2 separate regions of the Mus musculus genome follow, and region 1 is linked to region 2. The links are chromatin contacts, found by POLR2A ChIA-PET in ENCODE. All regions are on one chromosome and are shown on one strand. Each heading gives the region's core, a stretch centred on a gene start or an enhancer-like site at or near the end of the contact. The rest is flanking DNA. Distances are from core to core; before and after follow the strand shown.

Region 1 (4,082 bases), core at 1,319-3,818, 180 kb before region 2:
CACATGCAGGGAAAACACTTGTCCACATATAATTTAAAAAAAAAATCTTTAAAAGTTTTAACTTTTTTTTTTAAAGAGAAAGTACCTAAATAGACATTAAAAGAAGACATGTTGGCTGGTAAGTTGTCTCAGTAGGTAGATAAAGGTGCTTGCCATACAGATCGTATATTGCAGGGTGGGCAATATGGGACTTGAGACATGATTGTGCAGAATCAAACATCCTTTAGACCTTGGACTTGATGTTCCTAGGTATTGTCAGGATGCTGTGGGCCCATTAATTGGCTCCTTCTCACCACAGAATGTACATAGGGGCTGGAGAGATGGTTCAGCAGTTCAGAGCACTGACTGCTCGCTCTTCCAGAGGTCCTGAGTTCAATTCCCAGCAACTACATGGTGGCTCACAATCATCTATAATGAGATCTGGCGCCCTCTCCTGGCATGTGGGTGTACACGCAGAAGAGCACTCATACATTAAATAAGAAATAAAGACTGGAGATGGAACTCAAAGGGCCAGGCCTGAAAGCATGGAGATCCTTAAAGACTAAGAATTTAGGCAAGAGGGGCTGGGGAGATGGCTCAGTGGTTTAGAGAACTTACTGTTCTCACGAAGTATTCAGAGGTTCTCAGAACCACACATGTTGGTTTACAATCATGTATAAATACAGTCCCAGGGTATCCAGTACCCTCTGTGGGCTCACACATACATGCAGGTAAAAAAAAAAAAAGTTAGGGAAGAGACACGGGGGCCTGAATGTGTTCCTTGAAAGCCATCAATCTTAACACAAATCCCTTTCAGACCCTCAGAAGCCTGTAATGCAAGCGTACTGTAGCTGCTCCTCAGTGCTCTGCACTGTTTCTTCCCAGATATGGAACCAACTACCTGGACTGATGGACGACGGCGGAAGGATGGATGGATTCTGGCAAGAACAAGGGGAGCCCTCTGATCCCACAGGATAAAGGCTAGAAGACCACAGCATCTCCTTACTACAACACCCGCCCCAGCCCCAAGGCATTCTTTCTGTAACCTTTTGCCTGAGGACTTTGGCCCATTGAGTCTTCAGAAGCAGAAATGGGCTAAAGAAGGGGGGGTTGGGGGAGAAAACTGAAATGTTCATTATCAGTAATGTATGTCATCCAGGTGAACTCTACAGCATTCGGCTTGAGAGATCCACTCACTTAAGTGAGCTTTACCCCATGTGAGTCTATGGAGCCCACTGTACAGGAACCGGGAGGAAGAACCTCAGAACAGGTAAAAGTGAGGCCTCTTTACGTATCAGGCACCCTCCTGAGACTCCAATAGCTTCAAGCAAATGAAGGGCGGTTCCCCTCCCCTTCCAACGCGGGACACGCGTCACTGATCACACACGTACTTTGCAACTCTCAAACTCCATATTCCAATAGCTAGGATTGCAGTCTCCGGTGCACCCTACTTACACTGTAGGGCCCATCCCCAGTTCTCTATGGGCTCTGCCTACTGCTCTTCCCGACAAGCTACTCTTTCCTGCACTCCTCAGCAATCGCGGCTACAGTCTTCCTCGTTGGACCTTTAACTCTCCGTGGAGAAATCACTTCTCCCACGGTAGCCTACAGAGCTACAGAGTTTGCCATTGTAAGACCTGGCACAGAGAATGGGCACAAAGGCCGAAATGCCCTCTCCCGACGCCACCTTTCCGCCCCTGCCCCCAGCTGGGCCCTAGGCATTGTTGCCACAGGTCTCCTTGAGATCCACAGGTGCTGTCGACTGCACGGGACAAAGTCTAGTCCGGACAAAAGACCGGAATGATAAGCATTCTCCAGGAGCGCAGAGGTGGTGAGGGCAAGAGGGGTAGGCACGAACAAAAAGCCTGGTGGGGATGGGGGGCGTGTCGGGGGTGGGGGGGCGGCTATGGACAACGGTTGGCCGGGAGGCAGGGATTGCGGTAGGAAGCAAAGCGCCCAGAGTAGGCTAAACATTAGCGTAGGAAGCTTCCTCGCACCCGCCTCGGTAGCTGCAACTAGAAGTTTCTAAGGAGAGGCGGGACAAAGTTCAGTTCACTAGTTCAGGACTCCAGTTGCCTTGGGAGCTTGGGGTAGACCCAGCTGTGGATCCGGAGCTTCCGAAGCTCCTGGATGCAGATCCTGGCTGGTGCACGCCGGTTGCGGGCACCGGCTCAGCTCTACTCGGTGCGGGGGGCGGGGGAGGCCGGGTGCAGCGGTTACCTGTGCAGTCGCCGCTGCCCAGCCCGAGCCCCAGGCCGCCCAGGATGTTCTCGGACTGGCCGTCGCAGTACATGAAGGCCGTGTCCAGCTCGCTGTGGCCGCGCTCCAGGAAGGCGCGGACCGAAGCGGCGCTAGCACTCGCATCCATGCGACGCCCCATCTCCATGGTGCCCAGCACCGTAGCGGGCCGGAGAGGGGCGCCAGAGGCGGCGCGGGGTGGCGGAGGCCGGGACATGGCGAGAGGACGCCCGACCGAAGTCCCGGAGCGCTGCGCGGAGCGAACAGCAGCGCGGCCCACGGCTCTGGACGCTGCACGCAGCATGGAGACTGCGCCTGCGCACTCGAAGCTTCAGGCTCCGCCCACGGCGGGGGGCGGGACTTCGCGGAGGTCAGCTGATCCCGGCGGGCTCGGATCCTGAAGCTGACACCGGCTGTGGATCTTGAACTGGTGAGGATGAAGGGGGCTGGCGGCTGTCCCGGGCTGGGGGGTCGGGACTCCAGACGCGCCCAGCTAAGTCTTTTCTACACCCTCCTCCAGCTCTGCACGGTCCCCGGCGCTGGTCCCCTCCTGGGGAGCGGGATCGTGGGTCTCTGCCCAACCTGGCCAGGGATCCGGGACGGCCCCACTTCTTACCTGCAGGTCCTTGCCTTCCGGCCTCTCGGCTTCCCTGGACTGGGCGGCCTTGTTTTCCCTGCTCTGGGTGGGGGCCTCGCGGCGCTTGCCCCAGCCGCTGCCCTATCATTATCCCTCCGAACCCGCAGAGTCACCGGAAGGAGTTAGAGCCTTGGTTTGGAGGCCAGGAATGGGTAGGATCCCGGAGCCATTGCGCTCCCCTGACACATTCTCCGTAGCTCTGCAGGTAGGGAACCCAGAATGTCCCATTCCTCGCCAAGCTCACCGCAGGATTCCACAGAGGGCTGGTTAGAAATGTGAGGTAAAGGCAGGCGGATATCTGAGTTCGAGGCTACCCTGGTCTACAGAGCTAATTTCAAGGCAGCCAGGGGCTACACAGAGAAACCCTGTCTCAAACTGCTCCCGTTCCCACCTGCCCAAAAAAGAAAGAAAGAAGTGTGTAGTTTCAGGTTCACTTCGTGTGTACTCCATGCTACAATGTGGTCCAGGGGGCTACAGCAAGAACAGAATATTACTGTTGACTGTGCCAGATAGGCTTTGGTGGGAAGCACCTTCCTGGCTTTGCTTGGAATTGGGGAAGAGCTGGATGTGGCAGGAGATACTGTCTCCTGGCCAGCCTTTACGGACATGAGCCGCGAAAGCCAATCCCCTAGTGGGGAATGTATGTAGCTCAGTGGTAGAGCACTTGACTAGCGTGGGATATGGAGGTTTGGCCTGGGTTTTATTGTAGTCTGCATGCAGTTTAGGAGGTAAGTAAGTGCCTTTTAGGATTTCCTTCATTGTATACATCAGAATGCTGAAACTCCAACACTTGCCCAGAGCGACATCTCAGCCCTGGGCCCGCTCAATTTACAAGTTTCCTTGCATACGCTTCCCGCTCCCGCCTCCCCTCTTTTTTCTTGTTCTGTTTCTTTCCTCCTTTTTTTTTTTTCTCTTCATCATGCTTCCTTCCCTCTCCCTCTCCCTCTCCTTTACATTTTCCGAGCCTTTTGTTGTACAGCTGGTGCATCCAGACCCACGAGACTGGGAAGGATACAGACAGGGGAGAGGGGAGAGAGACTTGCTTGAAGAACACTGGTTAACAGGGACAGTGTTGCCTCTTCTCCAGGATTGTGTTCCAGGGGACTGGAGGCGGTGGCGGCAATGTCCCTTGGATAGGCAAGTTAGAAATGGGTCAGGGTATCTCTACTAGGCATTTGTGATAGAGAAGGATTCCCTAGAGGAAGAGAGAGGCTGTGCAGGTGCCTGG
Region 2 (4,308 bases), core at 646-3,145:
GACACCCTCTTCTGGAGTGTCTGAAGACAGCTACAGTGTGCTTACATATAATAAATAAATAAATATATTTTTTAAATTCCCTGTAAACATAAGTTTTACATTGTTTGATAGGAAGGACTAATAGTTAATGCCTCTCAGACACTAGTATGGGTGGGATAGACATTTCATCTGAAACAATACATAATAGAGGTTAGATGGAGGTGTGAGAATCCGCATTCTAAACAGGCAGGGAAAGGTGAGGGCTGGAGGAAACCATCAGAATCAGGGAGGGTGGTGTCTTGCAGGTATGAGTAGCCAGAGAGACAGACGTCCAGGAAGCAGGGACAAATGCAGTTTAAAACGAGATAGAGAGAGAGAGAGGTATTTGAGTAGTGAGAAGTTTGGTTTCTTTGAAAAACACAGAAATAAGACTTGGCTTTTGTCTTAATCCCAGGTGTGGGATGTAGGGCTGCTTCAGACTGTCCACAGCGCTGACGTGGCCTCGAGCTCTACCAGGGGTGTGATTCTGCCAGCTGCAGATGGTTTCTGCGACTGTGTGACGTTTGGATCCTGGGGACTTTCCAAAGGGTCTATAAATGCTAGGGCCTCAAGGGGCAGGTTGTTGGTGGGTTGCTGCTGGTTAAGTAGTAAAGTGGGAAGAAACAATAAGAAACTAGCTATTCTGCTGGAGAAGATCAAGCTTGCTCCAAGGAACTCAATGCCCCTCATCAGCAGGAAACAGTCTAATGATAACGTCACCTGTTGCCCTATCCTTTCTTATCGCCTATCTAGTGTTAGGGGGTTGAGTGGGTGGAAGAAAAGAAGTATCTATAAAGTAACACTGGTTGCGCTTTAGGGCTGTTTAGGTCACTCGGCAAGTAATAGCACTGCCTCTAAGTCTGGTGATCTGCGTTCAGTCCCTGGCACCCACAGGGTGGAGGGGCACCCACTCCCACTAGCTGTCCTCTGACTCCCACATGTGCCATTATAGGGCATGCGCAGGCACCCACACACTCTGTATAAAATGCAGCAGGGTGGGGGGTTGTTTTTAAATCCATTTGAATGGAAGTCGTTCATGCTCAAATAAATACTCCCCGACTGTGGCCATGCAGACAACCCTAATTAAACTGTGGATGGAGTGGTGCACATCTTTGATCTCAGCCCTACAAGGCAGAGACAGGTAGATCTCTTAATTCAAGGCCAGCCTGCTCTACAGAGCCAGGTCCAGGACAGCCAGGGCTACACAGAGAATCCCTGTCTCTGAAAAACAAAACAAAACAAAACAGAGACAATCAGAGAAACAGAAAACAAAACCAAACCCTCATATAACATGCCGGGCAGTGGTGGCACATGCCTCTAATCCCAGCACTTGGGAGGCAGAAGCAGGGGTTTTCTGAGTTCAAGGCCAGTCTGGTCTACAGAGTGAGTTCCAGGACAGCCAGGGCTACACAGAGAGACCCTGCCTCAAAAAAAAAAAAAAACAAAAACAAAAACAAAGTATATAACATATATATATATATATATATACACACACACACACACACACATTATTTTATTTGTTATATGTTTTATTATATATAATATAGATATATAATATACGTATATTTTATATATATACATGTATACATATACATACACACATATATACACATACACACATGAGGAAGATGGGGTTCAGTAGGTATAAAATGGAGGATGAAAGAGGGCAACAGTAGAACGGGAGGAGGGCAATGGCCAAAATAATTATGTACAAATATGAAAAACCCAGGAAAGACAAGGCCTTCTGTACTCTGGATGTAGTCAGTCTTCGCTTCCCTTCCGCTATCTCCAAGGTCAGGGTCACCTCCGGCTCCCAGGCAACCTGTCACCTTGACGACCGAGCGAAGAAAAGCCGGAAGCCAGGGACGACGTATGTGATCCCGCGATATTTGGCGCGCCGGCTCCGGCCGGAAGCTTATGGTGGCGGCCGGCTCTCGCGAGACTTGCCATCAGTAGGAGCGCGGGGGCCGGCCGTGAAGAGTGCTGGAGTTGCCAGTGAGGAACATGTCGGAGTCCGAGCTGGGCAGAAAGTGGGACCGGTGCATGGCCGACACGGTCGTGAAGCTAGGTGAGCTCATCTGCCTCTGGTAGGCCCTGGGCTGGAGCCGAGCGGCCCGCGCGCGGACGGGAAGCCGCAGGGGTCAAGCCGCGGCCTGCTGCTGTCTGGACGGCGGGGCGCGCTGAGCTGCGGGGCGCTGACAGGTGACGACTGTCAAGCGGGGCGGCGAGGGCGACGAGGGCGACGAGGGCGGCGAGGACAACGGGCCGAAGGGCGCGGGAGTTTCCGAGGTGGCTGGAGGTGCAGGCCCGGGGAAGCAGCGGTGCTCCGGGAGTGGGAAGGCGTGCGGGACGCGCCGGGAAACTCTGTCACTCCATGCCCCATGTCCCCCGGGTTAGGCGAGCAGCCGGCCGGAGCGCAGACGGCTCCCCAGCCGGGAGCAAGCGGCCTTCGGAAGAAGGTCATAGAAGAAGGCGCTTAACCGCCTCCGTCGGGCCGCGCTGGCAATTGCGGTCGTGCCCGGCCTCATTGATCCGAACCCGCCTCGGGTCTGCAGTTGGAGCCGGGGGTTATTCTCCGGAAGAATGGCCGCAGTCAGATAGATCGCGGCCACCGCCGGCCCCCTCGGTAGTCCAGGTTGTCTCTTTGGACACGCGTCCTGTGACGACACACTTTGTGAGGTCACGGGGTCGGGGAAGGAGGCTCGGGGGGCGGGGGTGTCCCATATAATAGTGATGGTGATGCAGATGTTAGGCGCGCTGCTCGCCACGGTAGCTCGGAAATGACCTGTCTCGTCGTGAGTTGGAGCTCGGTGAAGGAGCTTGCCTGAAATCGCGTTGCTGATAATGTGGCATAGTTGAGAATCCCTCCCCCCCCAGGATTTCTTCCTTGGGGTTCTCAGGCTCTCTGCTGATCCTCGTCCACTCCATCTTTCTCTTGTTGATTGTCTGCAGCTATTGGTGTGTAGGCCAGAGATCGATGATGAGTGGCTTCCCTCCCTCAGTAGCTCTTTGCCCTATTTATTGAGACAGTGCCTCACTATGGAGACCTGGCTGGCCAGGAAAACTATGTCAGCCAAGTTAGCCCTGAACTCAGACACTCTCTGCTGGATTTAAAGGTGTGCACCACTACACAGGACTCTCACAGGAACTGGAGCGCATCAGTTTGCCTAAACTGGCTGCCCATTGAGTTTTGATCGGCCTTCTCCCCCTCCCCAGCATTTTTTCATGGGTGTTGAGGATTTGAGCTCAAGTCTTTTTTTTTTTTATGCCAGGGGCTTTATTATCCACTGAGCTGTCTCTCCAATTCCTCCGACTCTTTCTTCTATACTAACATTTATTGTTGAAACTTAGATCCCATTCTCTCCCCCCCGCCCCCCCCCCGTTTTTGAAACTGGTACTCCTGCATAGTCTTGAACCAACAGATCTGCCAGCCTCGGCCTCACAAGTGAAGCGAGTGAAGGTGTGTGCTGTCACACATAGGTTCATATTTTATACTTCTTGCATGGAAATTATTTACGAGAACTTAGGATTATATCCTTAGATGAATATTATCAGGAAAGAATGAAATCGTGAGCTCATGGAAAGTAGATATGTTTTCTGTTTTTGTTTTTTCCCACCGTTTCCTAAGCCCCAGAAGACTGAGTGTAGACATCATTCAGGATGAATTCATACATGATGAATTGATCCATTACTTTTGACTCCCAGATTCAGCCAAGAACATGAGGGGCAAGTTGGCTAACACCCCTGAGCCTGTGTTTCTCCGTTTAAATAGTAACTATTGTTAACTTAGAGTGGTTCGGATGGTTAAATAGGCTGGCTTGCTGTTAGAAATGGATTGTTCTGGAAGTGGCCAAAGATATTGCTATACTTAATGTGTATGGGTGACTTGGCTGCATGTATGTCTGTACATCATGTACATGTCTGCTGCTGGAAGAGATCAGAAGAGGGTGTTGGATTGGCTAGAGCTGAACTTAGGATAGTTGTGGACTTGAACCTGGGTCCTCTGCAAGAGCAACTAGTGCCCTTAAGCACTTAGCTCTCTCTAGTCCTAGTCCAAATTGTTTTTAATGGTTTGCAATTTGAAAAAGGATTTAACATTTATATGCCAACATAGTCCCTAAACAGTGTGGAGTTCAGAGCGCTCTTCAGAGTCTGCAGAGGTGTGACTTAGTCCCCGCTTCCCCCTACCCCCCACTAGTTCTTCTGCTTTGATTATGGTCTCCTCCTCAACCTGAAATAGAGATTAACCTAAAAAGATAAGAAAAGTAGAGGAGCCAGGCATGCAGCACA

The links. ChIA-PET counts read pairs that join two places held with the same protein, here RNA polymerase II (POLR2A).
Region 1: POLR2A ChIA-PET joins it to region 2 with 14 read pairs in embryonic stem cell. The contact joins the promoter of Slc66a1 here to the promoter of Micos10 in region 2. POLR2A ChIA-PET finds 5 or more read pairs at or near these places in 3 of 5 experiments (Patski and embryonic stem cell).

The regions. Positions count from the first base shown.
Region 1 is chr4:139,309,194-139,313,275 of GRCm38, reverse strand. It overlaps Slc66a1 (solute carrier family 66 member 1), which reads left to right and starts at 2,568. Exons shown (of 9, transcript NM_145384.3): 1 at 2,568-2,647. Akr7a5 (aldo-keto reductase family 7, member A5 (aflatoxin aldehyde reductase)) reads right to left here and starts at 2,532. Exons shown (of 7, transcript NM_025337.3): 1 at 2,200-2,532. The coding sequence starts at 2,521.
Region 2 is chr4:139,128,700-139,133,007 of GRCm38, reverse strand. It overlaps Micos10 (mitochondrial contact site and cristae organizing system subunit 10), which reads left to right and starts at 1,895. Exons shown (of 4, transcript NM_001163006.2): 1 at 1,895-2,086. The coding sequence starts at 2,023.